Regions from separate parts of the Homo sapiens genome. Here region 2 is linked to region 1. A link is an interaction called in ENCODE POLR2A ChIA-PET data of the cell type or tissue named here. Cell type or tissue: CD4-positive, alpha-beta T cell. All regions are shown on one strand. Each heading gives the region's core, and the rest is flanking DNA. Links, peaks and the distances in the headings are about the cores only. Region 1 overlaps RUFY3 (RUN and FYVE domain containing 3). Region 2 overlaps RUFY3 (RUN and FYVE domain containing 3).

Region 1 (6,320 bases), core at 17-2,516:
TAGGTGACACTAGAACGCTAAGGAGGGCTGAGCCTGATGGGGGGTGAGCGGATGAGGAAAGAAAGCCCTGACCAGTAGACCCTTTGCTCTCATGCTGGAATGGCTATGCTGGCAGAGATAATGTCTCTAAGATACTTTAGCTGGGAAGCTGCTGTCCACAGGACTGGACACTGTGGGATTCTCAGACAAAATGTAGTACATCTCACATACACTCTTAGTTTTATATCTGTATAAGAAAGAAAAAGGAAATCCCAGCATGCAGCTTTTTCATCCCAAAAAGCAAATTCTAGCAATCTTAGAAAAACATGCAGTTTCTCATTGCACAATTAACAGTAAAAACTCTCTTTTGCTTAGGACACTACTGTTAGCTTAAAAAAAAAAAGTAGAGAAAGTAATATCATGAGGTTTTCAGCTGCTGAACCAACTGTCTTGAAAACCACAACTGTATCTTTTGGAAACTTCAGATGTTAATACAGCATGAGAAAAACGCAACCAACTGCAAGCAGGAAAGACAAAACCAAGCTTTGATGAGTAGCTAATATGAAAGTTTATGATACCATGCTATTCAAAATTTGTTTTAATTGTTTAAAGTAGTTTGGCAATGTGTATAAAAATTAAAAACTAAAAATTGGTTAAATATTCAAGTTATACACATAACAATTTTTCTAAAACTGTCTTGGGTAGAAAAATTTAGAAACAACCTAAATGCCTGTAATAAAGAAATAGTCAAAGAAATTATGGCACATCCAGGCCAGGCGCAGTGGCTCACGCCTGTAATACCAGCACTTTGGGAGGCCAGGGTGGGTGGATCACCTGAGGTCAGGAGTTTGAGACTAGCCTGGCCAACATGGTGAAACCCTGTCTCTACTGAAAATACAAAAATTAGCCGGACATGGTCGAAAGCGCCTGTAATCCCAGCTACTTGGGAGGCTGAGGCAAGAGAATCACTTGAACCCGGGAGGCAGAGGTTGCAGTGAGCTGAGACCATGCCATTGCACTCCAGCCCAGACAATAAGAGCAAAACTCCGTCTCAGAAAAAAAAAAGAAAAGAAAAGAAATTATAGCACATCCAATAACTGAAGACATTAAACAAAATGACAAAAATTTCAATTTACCCATATGGAAAAATATTGCAGAGGAAAAAAGGCAGGTCACACAGCACAGGTGTGGTATGATCTTACATGTATAAAATTTTGAGTTTGCAAGTGAACCTTCAGTGTATACATTGAAAAAGTGTATACATTGAAAAAGAGAATCTGATACTAAATCTTAACAGTGGTTATCCCTAGGTATTTGAAATGTAGGTGCATTCTATTATTTTGCATTTTTATACTTTTCTGTATCTTGTGACTTACAATGCAAATATATCACCTCTATAACTAAAGTTGTTTTCATTAAAAATATCTGTACATAATAATGCTAAAGACATTTCTTTCTTTCCTTTTCTTTTCTTTTTTTTTTTTTTTTTGAGACAGGGTCTGAACTCTGCCACCCAGTGGAGCACTGTGGCGCAATCACAGCTCACAGCAGCCTTGACCTGCTGAGCTCAAGTAATCTTCCCATCCTCCCACGTCAGCCTCCTGAGTAGCTGGGACCACAGGCATGCACCACCACACCCAGCTAATTTTTTTTGAGATGAAGTTTTGCTCTTGTTGCCCAGGCTGGAGTGCAGTGATGTGATCTCATCTCACTGCAACCTCCACCTCCTGGATTCAAGCAATTCTCCTGCCTCAGCCTCCTGAGTAGCTGAGATTGCAAGTATCCGCCACCATGCCCGGCTAATATTTTGTAGTTTTAGTAGAGACAGGGTTTCACCAGGTTGGCCAGGCTGGTCTCGAACTCCTGACCTCAGGTGATCCACCCGCCTCGACCTCTGAAAGTGCTGGGATTACAGACATGAGCCACAGTGCCCAGCAGCACCCAGCTAATTTTTATTTTTTTTTGTAGATATAGGGTTTTGCCATGTTGCCCAGGCTGGCCTTGAACTCCTGAGCTCAAGCAATCCGCCTGCCTTGGCCTCCCAAAATGTTGGGATTACAGGTGTGAGCCACCACGCCCAGCCAATATTTTCTTTGAAAACACTATTTTCAACACACTGACATACAATTTTGAGAATATTTAATTATGATGAAAAATATATAATTACTTAGCAGCCATTTGGGAAGAAGTCTTTTTCACTGTTCCTCTACACATGTATTTCTAAGCTCATCAAATCCTTCTATTTGTTCTCTGGAAAAGCTCAAATACCAAAAATTGCAAAGGAACAGATTTTAGTATTTACAGCCCTGTACTCAAAAGCACTTCATAGTAGTCACAGTTGACTGGTGGGGACTAGAGGAACCACAATGAAAAAACATGCCCAATTATATACTCTCCACCTCCCCCTCAGGAGGGGCACCATCAAAAAAGCAAAACACAGAACAGCTACTGAAGAGTACAGAATATGGTGGATGTTCTCAGACGACAGCACTTGCTCTTTCCAACCAGATCTTGGTTGGTACTCAGGCTTGGGAATCTGACAACGTGAATTCCGTTCTGAGCTCTATCACTGAGTGGCAATTATCTTCTCTGGCACAGCATTTCTTTTTGGAAAATGATTCATATTTCAGTGATTAGTTTAGGACAAATGACTCTTGGGTGTCAGAAGCTGATAACCCAAAGAAGAGTTAATGTGAGTTCTGTTATGAAGGGCACAAATTAAAGATTCAAGTAGAAGCTCTGTTTCACGAAAGGTCCAGAAAAGGCTCACCAATAGAAGAAAATACTGTAAGGCACTGTGGTTAATGACAGTGCACTGAAGCCAACGCTAGTGCAAGAGTATCAAAGAGACAGGAAGAAACTGAAAGTAGTCCTGAAACAGGAAGGAAAAGCTGATTTTATGCAGAGTATGTTACGGTCAGATCAGAGGCAGCATGCACCTCTTTCGTGGTTTAGATAGGAACTGGCATACAAGTACAGAGCTACTGATATTTCTCACCCAGATTTAGAATTTTACAAAATCCTGGAAGCTAAGTGGGTAAAACTTACCTTGAAAGGGTGACTAGCCAGGTTATTTTCAGGGCAGAGCAACAAGAAGGGATGAACCGTGTCCAGAAAACTTTGTCCCATAGGCTTCTGAGACTGTATTAAAAGCTACAACCTTCTCACTTTGAGAAGTTCACTGAGACTGCCTTCTGAACACATAATCACAGCTCAGAGAACCTGACAGTGTAAATCTAAGGCTGACTGCACTGGTGGCAACAAATGTTTCTGTAATCTCACCAAGGGCCAATTACAAAAGGGGGTGTGCCACAGTGAAAGCAAAGAACAATAACACAATTCTGTGAAAAAGAGAATCCCAATGACTCAGGTTTTATTTTCCAAACACTTAGGAAAGGAATAAATCAAATGCTGTAAATGCTTCTAAATCTAGACACTGTGGGCCACCCCATACACTGCAAACAGCATTTAAACAGCTATGAAAACAGAGCATGCCAGTAAATAAACACAGGTCTGTGTTTGAAAAAAACCCAAAATAAAATGCCTAATAGAAATATTAAAAAATTATAATGGAAATTGAATCTAAAGCAGTAGCTCTGCTGTGAGGCAAATGTTCCCACTCACAGATGTGTGAAACTGTCATAGAAGGTACTGATATATAATACAAATATCTGTTGGATGGATGATTGCACACCCGTTAATTTTCATAAAGATTTTTCCTTTGAAAAAGGAACATTTGTTTTCATATTAGAGTAATATGTCCTCTTGTAGAATATTTGGGAGATATAAAGAAATATAAAGAATATTATAAAAATCACCCATAATTCCACTATCCAGAGATAATCAATTTTTATATTTTTGATACATTTCCTTTTACTTGTGTTTATGTATACCTATACTTAAAAAAATTGTGACTATAGTAAATATGCAGCTTAAGAGACAGCTTTTAAAGTTATATCCAAACATTACCCTACACATCAAATATTGTTCCACAATAATTTTTAGTGTAAGGTGTTCTACAACTTATTGAATAATTTTCCTCTTAGGCTATTTAAGTTGCTCTCAAGAGTGTGTTACAGGAAGTCAGAATACCGTGATAAATATACAGTACATACATAAACTTTTTGTTTGTATCTCTTATTATTTCCTTAGGATAGGTGTCTGGTACAATTACTGAGAATTAATTTTTTAAGGTCCTTGATTCACAATGATAAAATGATTTCTATAAAGGATGTACCAATGCACATTCCCACTAGCAGAGGCCCCAAGTCGTCCCATATTTTTATCAATACTACGTATTATTAAGATATATTTAAACAACAAATTATTACATTATTCTAAACTTATATTTTCCAAATAATATACAGTCGGTCCAGAATATGAGATAAACAATTAAAAATAAAGAAAACATTAGAAACCATAAATTAAATTGTGTGTAATGGAGGAAGACAAAATCCATTTTTCTTTCTTTCTTTCTCTCTCTCTCTCTCTCTCTCTCTCTCTCCCTCCCTCCCTCCCTCCCTCTCTCTCTCTCTCTCTCTCTCTCCTCTCTCTCTCTCTCTCTCTCTTTCTTTTGAAATGGAGTCTCACTCTGTTGCCCAGGTTAGAGTGCAGTGGCGCGATCTTGGCTCACTGCAACCTCCGCCTCCCGAGTTCAAGTGATTCTCCTGCCTCGGCCTCCCACATAGCTGGGATTACAGGCGCCCGCCACTGCACCTGGCTTTTTATTTTTTTTAATACTTTAAGTTCCGGAGTACATGTGCAAAACGTGCAGGTTTGTTACATAGGTATACATGTGCCATGTTGGTTTGCTGCACCCATCAACTCGTCATTTATATTAGGTATTTCTCCTAATGCTATCCCTCCCCCCAGCCCCCTACCCACCGACAGGTCCCCAGTGTGTGATGTTCCCTTCCCTGTATCCATGTGTTCTCATTGTTTGACTCCCACTTATGAGTGAGAACATGCGGTGTTTGGTTTTTTGTCCTTGTGATAGCTTGCTCAGAATGATGGTTTCCAGCTTCATCCATGTCCTTGCAAAGGACATGAACACATCCTGTTTTATGGCTGCATAGTATTCCATGGTGTATATGTGCCACATTTTCTTTATCCAGTGTATTATTGATGGATATCTGGGTTGGTTCCAAGTCTTTGCTACTATGAATAGTGCCGCAATAAACATACGTGTGCATGTGTCTTTACAGTAACATGCAAATCCTTTCTTTTAAAATGATTTTATGGAGTAATAGGGAATCACTGAGTTCACCAGAAGTTTGTTGGATATCTACGATAAATAGTACACAGTACCATGGGGCCTTCTGAAGAACGCCAAAGAAAAGGTTTGCCCTGAAGAACTTTCTATATAATTTCAGAAATAAGGAATCCCATGAATTAAATAACTGGGGAATGATTTCTAGCATATTCAAACAAATGTCCCAGATGCTAACCAGTGATTCAGGACATGAAAGGTGTGAGATCTGTTAGAGAAGGACTTGTAGATGAAGGGAGTCAGGGGTCCATTACCCTTCCTGATATAACACGGGCATGAAGAATCACAAGTCAGAATAGTAAAACAAAAAGAATAATCAGGATTTTACTGAAGCACAGTCTGACTGGAACAGGTAAGTATGTTGAAAAGGAGTTTGAAAAAACATTGAAAAAATCATCCAAAGAAGGGCATGAGAATGCTTGGCTAAAAGAATAATGATTACCTGTAGCTACTATTTCAAACAATCCATAATCGTGAACATTACTGCTATCACAAACTGCTTTTCAGGCTAAGTGCGGTGGCTCATGCCTGTAATCCCAGTACTTTCAGAGGCTGAGGCGGGTGATCGCTTGAGCCCAAGAGTTCAAGACCAGCCTGGCCAACATGGCAAAACCCTGTCTGCACTAAAAATACAAAAATTAGCCGGGCATGGTGGTGCACATTTATAGTCCCAGCTACTCAGGAGGCTGAGGCAGGAGAATCACTTGAACCTGGGAGGCAGAGGTTGCAGTGAGCCGAGACTGCGCCACTGCACTCCAGACTGGGCAACAGAACGAAACTCTGTCTCAAAACAAAAACAAAACAAAACTGCTTTTCTTATTGCTTTTGTACATCTGCTTCAGAAAGCTAAATTTAGCATATAGAGGTGTCACTTGCCAGCCAGGTCAGTTTCAGCAGTGTACTATTTTTGCTGTTTGGTAGTATATGCACGATTATGTAAATATTTTCATTTACTTTATAAAAGTGAGTGAAAAGAGGAAAAAGAAAACATGTGGACAAAAAACTCAGTCTCCACTTTAAAAGATGGCAATCACTGGCCAGGCTTGGTGGCTCACGCCTGTAATCCCAGCAC
Region 2 (6,320 bases), core at 2,059-4,558, 66 kb before region 1:
CTTTATGCTTTCCTGTGGTCTCTGGTGCTCTGTAAGCACATCCACTGGGTTATCAATGCAGCAGGAGCACAGCTTCCTGCATCTTGTTCATAGGGAAATTATTTTGTTTTCCTAAATGTTTTGCATCTTTAATGGTCAAGCACAGAGAGCAAGAAGTCACTATAGCAATGTCAGCAGTAAGGCTGTGATAGGGTGGTATACACAAAGCTCCAAGGGTCCTATATAAAAAGCTGTAAAGAATAATTTCTCCCATGAAGTGCTACCTTCATCCCAAATAATTCATCTTCCTGAGGTTGAGAGGAGTAGGGGGTTGCTTTTATCTGAAAGCCTAAGAAGAATTTTTGTCTGACATACAGAAGCTAATATTGCATGGCTTAGAAGAGGAAAGCCAGAATTAACAGTTTGTTCTACTTTGTAACATATTTCTATAATTGTAACTTCCAGTTCTATAAGGGCAGTTCATTTGTTATCTGATTCTGTGAATTTAAGACTAGGTCATATTATAATTTATTAAAATTTTGCATGATCACAGATGGTGCTATGCAGGTTGTGATCCAGAATTTGAGCCTGTTTCCTGTATCTCTTCCAAGCATGTGTTTCATACACTCATTTGTACATAACTTTTCTTGAGGATCTACTATGGATTGGGTACCATATTAGATGCTGGGGGATTCTGTGAACAAGACACAGTTCCAGCTATCAAGGGCACTCATTCTTTCTGAATACTTCCTTAACTCTGCCTACTCTAGGATAACAAACTGGGAAGATGCTCAGGCAGGCACCCTTGAGGATCGGGTGGAAAACAAGTGGTCTAGCAGGGAGAGCTCATATCCTGTTCTGAGCAGGATAAAGTGCTGAAAGGACTGTGGACTTTGGAGCGAAAGCTAGGTTGGAAGCTGGGCTTCATCACTTATGACTTAATTTTGGGAAATGTAGTTAGCATTAGATGTTCAACGTTCTTCATCTATAAAATGACAGCTATGAAGGACATAAGCTTGACAAGAACAGAGACTTGGTCTACTTTGTTCATTACTCTTTCTCCAGCACATTCTACACAGCAGGCACTCAATATTTACTTATACATTTCTATCTGCTTATTTGCTTTATTACATAATTATTTTTGTTTGTTTATTTATTTACTTATTTTTAGACAGAGTCTCGCTCTGTTGCCCAGGCTGGAGTGCAATGGTGTGATCTTGGCTCACTGCAACCTCCGCCTCCCGGGTTCAAGCGATTCTCCTGCCTCAGCAACCTGAGTAGCTGGGATTACAGGCCACCACGCCCGGCTATTTTTTTTTTTTTTTTTTTTTGTATTTTTAGTACAGACGGGGTTTTACCATGTTGATCAGGCTGGTCTTGAACTCCTGACCTTGTGATCGGCCCGCCTCGGCCTCCCAAAATGCTGGGATTACAGGCGTGAGTCACCGCGCCTGGCTATTTATGTTTATTTTAATGGGAATTTTCTGACATGAATTATTATGACTGAAAAAACAGGTACCCAGTAAATGCTTGCCCCTTTTGCTTTTCACCCCACTCCCAGCACTCTGCATGCACTCTGCACTCTATGCGGGAAAGTCCCTGTTACTCCTGGGGAGGGACTGGGGGCTGCTGTAGACATCCCTATGAAAAGCCTGTCCGTTTCTCATCACAGTTACCTTTGTTAGGCTGCCGTCTTCCTGGCATAGCTGACACAACTGTGGCTTTTCAGAGAGCAGCAGCTGATCCTAAACCACACAGGGAGCTGGTTAGTTTTTCTTAGTGCCAGAAATATTAGTACTTTCAGAATATGCATTTTTTACCTACAATATTAATATAATCACACTATAGACTATCTGGAAACTAAACCAATTATAAATAGGTAGTCCTACCACCATAATACAACTCGGATAATCCTATCATTATGCTTCCAGCTCTTAATTTTTATAATAACATGATTTCTAAAAAGAAAATTCAAACACATGCAAGTATAGAGTAAAAAGTTTTAACACTATCCCATTCCTCTTGTTCACTCTACCATCAAGAATGGAAAGCACTGGGGACTGGGCCTGGTGGCTCACGCCTGTAATGCCAGCACTTTGGGAGGCCAAGGCAGGTAGATCACTTGAGGTCAGGAGTTCAAGACCAGCCTGGCCAACATGGCAAAACTCCATCTCTACCAAAAATATATATATTAAAAAAAAAAAAAGTTGGACATGGTGGTGGGCGCCTGTAATCCCAGCTACTCGGGAGGCTGAGGCAGGGGAATCACTTGAACCTGGGAGGCGGAGGTTGCAGTGAGCTGAGATTGTGCCACAACACTCCACCCTGGGTGACAGAGTGAGACTCTGTCTCAAAAAAAAAAGGAAAAAAAGAATGGCAAGCATAGGGCATGGAAGCTCACACCTGTAATCCCAGCACTTTGGGAGGCCAAGGCGGGAAGATCACTTGAGCCCAGGAGTTTGAGACCAGCCTGGGCAACACGGTGAAACCTAATCTCTGCAGCCCTAGCTACTCGGGAGGCAGAAGTGGGAGGACTGCCTAAGCTCGGGAAGTTGAGGCTTCAGTGAGCTGAGATCGTCCACTGCACCCCAGCTTGGGCAATGTGAGTAAGACCTTATCTCCATTTAAAAAAAAAAAAAGGAAAGCAGTAGGACTTATTTTATTTTATAACCTAAGAGGTAAATGACAGGGTGACTCAGACACAGTAGCATTCACTGTCTTTCTCATGGGCTTATCATATACTATTAGATTAACAAAGTGTTTTACAATCATTTATGTTAGCTTATTTCTAAGTGATCAAAACATCTTTTTTCTCTCCATTTTATGTAAGGAAAAACTAGAGGAAAGGGACATAAAGTGAGCTCTCCTAGATCTTATGTCAGGGATAATTTAAAATAGGTGAGAACTGATGTTTACTTAGTAAACTGCTCAAAGCTGTGCTACTTCCTGTGTGAGCTTCAGGCAATACATATTTGTTCAGGGTATTGTTAGAAGGATGGCACACTGTATTCACTCATCTTCCGCCCATGCTACCTTATTTGCTGGCTAGGCACGGTACAACCAACTTCATAATTCATACAAGATGTTTTGAAACAGGAGGCTCTGTTACCTGTTCATCCATAGGGTGGGGTTGCAGCCTACAATGGAGAAGTAAAAAATTGTGACAAATAGGAACTTCATGTATTTTCATTTATATCATTTCAATAAAAAGCTCAGAATACAAACATTTTTTTCAAACAAGAAATACTGTAGGTCTTTTATATTACTTAGAACAACATAATTATTAATTTTGACCTCCAAGGAGAGGAAACTTTGCTTCTTAAAATGAATCACTAGAATCTGACCCTTGACTTATTATATAAGGGTTCCCATTTAAAAATAGATTTGAAGTTATATTTTACATTCCTTTTTGCTATCAAAATAGTTAGCATTTATGTTTCCCAATGTGTAAAACTCCAATGGTTCACTGGCCATATATTTTAGTAGCTTTTTTTCTATTTGATATTATGGAAATCTATCCATTATCCATTATCACATGTTGTGTATCAGTCCCAAATATTCTTAAGATGTGAGCTTTAGCAAATTAACCCAAGAAGGGGAAATGAATGAGACTGTCACCAGAAAACCCATTCAGGTTGAAATATTTCTTCATGAGGGACTAAGCTGAGCTAACTCCGATGTTCCAGCATGGACTAGAGCCTAAATGAGAGGTGAAGCAAAGCCCGCTCTCGGTTACAGGGAAAATGCACTACAGATTGCAATGGTTCTTATTCTTTTCACTTGAGTAGCAGTGTGACCACCAGACATACACCATGGGGTGACCAGGTTTTCCGATGTTCCTTGCCATCATAATCCCAGGAAGCCTGGTATGTCTAACGATTGCAGCTATGGCCAGAATAAGTCCTGGAAGTTGCTAATAGGTAGTGCAGAGCCAAAGGACTTAAAAACAGTAGACATGATAAACAGAGGCAACTTGGATAAGTCACCCAGCCTCTCTGCTTCTCAGTTTTCTCATCTGTAAAGTTGCATTAGGTACTTTTGTAAGGAATACTGAATCATAAGGAGATAATAAATGTGAAACAAATTCTAAGTTGCAGAGCACAATTCAGATATAAGGAAGCACTGTTCCATATTCTCAGGACCTAAATCAGAAGTTGGCATTTAAGACACTCCTGGTTGCTCAAGTAAATGATTTGATTTTAGTTTGGAACGAGGCTGACCCTGAAAGGCACCTGGAAGCCCAGGTTAATTTTATGGCCCTTCTAGTTCCCTTCTCTTTGCTTATGCCATTCTGTAATGTGAGATGGGTGATAGTTTAAAGTTAGCTCTGGATCAAACCATGCTCTTTGGGAGCAAGGCCAGAAAGGGACATTTAGGCCAAGCACCTGCATAATTAGCTTACTATTGGACTGTGTGTTTTCTCTTCTCCAGCAGCTACTTTTGCTCCAGATGACACACTACCTCATTCTTAAGGTGACGAAGCCTGGCTAGGGACAGCTGTATAGTTCTCTCAAAACCTCACTGTGGTATCATTCCTCATCACTAACCTCTTCCTCCACCTTTTAAAGTAGACCTTTATGTTTAGAGCAGTTAGGTTCACAGTCAAATTGAGTAGAAAGTACAGAGACTTCCCACATGCTTCCTGCCCCATCCCTGGCCTCTTTGTCAACATGCTGCACCAGAGTGGTACATTTGTTACAACTGATGAGCCTACACTGACACAACATCATCACCCAGAGTCTATAGTTTACATTAAGGTTCACTCTTGGTGGTGTCTAGTCTATAGTGTGGTCAAATGTATAATGACATGTATCCACCATCATAGTATCATACAGAGTAGTCCACTGCCCTAAAAATCCTCTGTGCTCCACCGGTTCGTTCCTTCCTTCTCTTACCACTGGCAACCACTGATTTTTTTTTTTTTTTTTTGTCTCCATAGTTTTGTCTTTTCCAGAATGTCATGTAACTGGACCTCCTTCACTTTTTAATGCAGTGGCACTATGTAATATTTAATTATATTTCTAACCTGCTAAAATAACTATAAAAAGTCAGCTTCCTTGAAACTATCCTATGCTCTTCATCATGAGCAAATCAGACAGAGTTAGGATAAAGGAATGAAGTTAAGCTGTTTGAGATTCTCAAGATAAAGGAAAAATGAGAGATGAGACATAAGAGAAATCAGAGTACTTATTTGAACTTTTTTTTTTATTTGAGACAGAGTCTCACTGTATTGCCCAGGCTGGAGTGCAGTGGCGCTATCTTGGCTCACTGCAACCTCTGCCTCCTGAGTTCAAGTGATTCTCCTGCCTCGGCCTCCCAAGTAGTTGGGATTACAGGCAGGTACCACCAGACCCGACTAATTTTGTATCGTTAGTAGAGACCGGGTTTCACCATGTTGGCAGGCTGGTCTCGAACTTCTAATCTCAGGTGATCCACCTGCCTCGGCCTCCCAAAGTACTGGGATTACAGGCGTGAGCCACTGCGCCCAGCCACTTATTTGAAATTTAGCACAGAGGTAGAAACAAGTCATACTCAAATATATTTAAGAAGTTAAGAAATGCTATGTATGACTTATACTTTATTTTCCTGGGATACCAATTCAGTAAAGGTGGGAAATAACCTCTTAAGTGATAATCTGAGCTTGGGAATTAATCAGGGAAGAGAGGACAGCCTGATCATCCTTCTTTCCTCTGAAATGGCCTAATGGGTTTGGTTTAATACATGTTATACGTTTTATTATTAACTTCCACTTCAAATGTCTTCCTGGCATATTAATATTATAAGTCAGTGTCTGGTCGGTGTCAATGCCAATGTATATAAAGAACTCCCTCCTTCCCACCACCCCAGAATAACTTTACATCTTAGTTAATACTTGATTAACAAACACCTGTGGCTTTCTTCCAGGGGCTTTTTTAGTTTAACATTTTCCTCTTGCATTTTGTGCTTCCCATCCTGCCAAAAGAAAACAGCCCAATTTATTAATTATTCAGAATGCTAAATAATGATATTGCAAATATTTTCTTCTGCAATGCCTTAGTTTGGGTATAAAGCTAAGTAGCTTTTTTTATTAGGGAAGGGATCTAACTTTCAAGCTATGTTTCCTCATTCTTTGCTCTAAGTAGTTTCTTAATTATTCTGACAGTTTGTGACAAATGATTTTCAAAGTAATATTTTAATTCTTGAGATTCAAATAAAATTCAGAATGTATTCTACTTACTTGCAAAGTTGGCTCCAGATATCAGTTACTTCTTAGGGGAAGTATAATTTTTTTTTTCTTTTCCCCAGACTGAGCTCTGAAAAACTGGTAAAACCAAGGATGGCCATATACAGCAGACTATAAT

Evidence for each region. Peaks named below come from ENCODE experiments on the same cell type or tissue, not always from the same donor. Only the 100,000 strongest peaks of a DNase experiment are listed, where the experiment ranks them.
Region 2: POLR2A ChIA-PET joins it to region 1 with 12 read pairs; 9 of 35 experiments call an interaction of 5 or more read pairs at or near these places.

What each region holds. Positions count from the first base shown.
Region 1 is chr4:70,731,301-70,737,620 of GRCh38, reverse strand. All of the region lies in intron 1 of RUFY3 (RUN and FYVE domain containing 3), which reads right to left. Among named protein-coding and RNA genes, the nearest start is that of RUFY3, 12 kb to the right of the region's middle. RefSeq lists an enhancer at 5,954-6,203. In CD4-positive, alpha-beta T cell, for the core only: CTCF peaks have their summits at 72, 1,333 and 1,534 (motif pointing left); DNase peaks (open chromatin) are centred at 450 and 1,520; H3K4me3 peaks cover 309 bases; H3K27ac peaks cover 1,014 bases.
Region 2 is chr4:70,799,752-70,806,071 of GRCh38, reverse strand. RUFY3 (RUN and FYVE domain containing 3) reads right to left here. Exons shown (of 18, transcript NM_001037442.4): 15 at 5,867-5,931; 16 at 3,089-3,116; 17 at 1,656-1,724. Among named protein-coding and RNA genes, the nearest start is that of GRSF1, 37 kb to the left of the region's middle. In CD4-positive, alpha-beta T cell, for the core only: no CTCF peak of the experiment used is centred there; no DNase peak of the experiment used is centred there.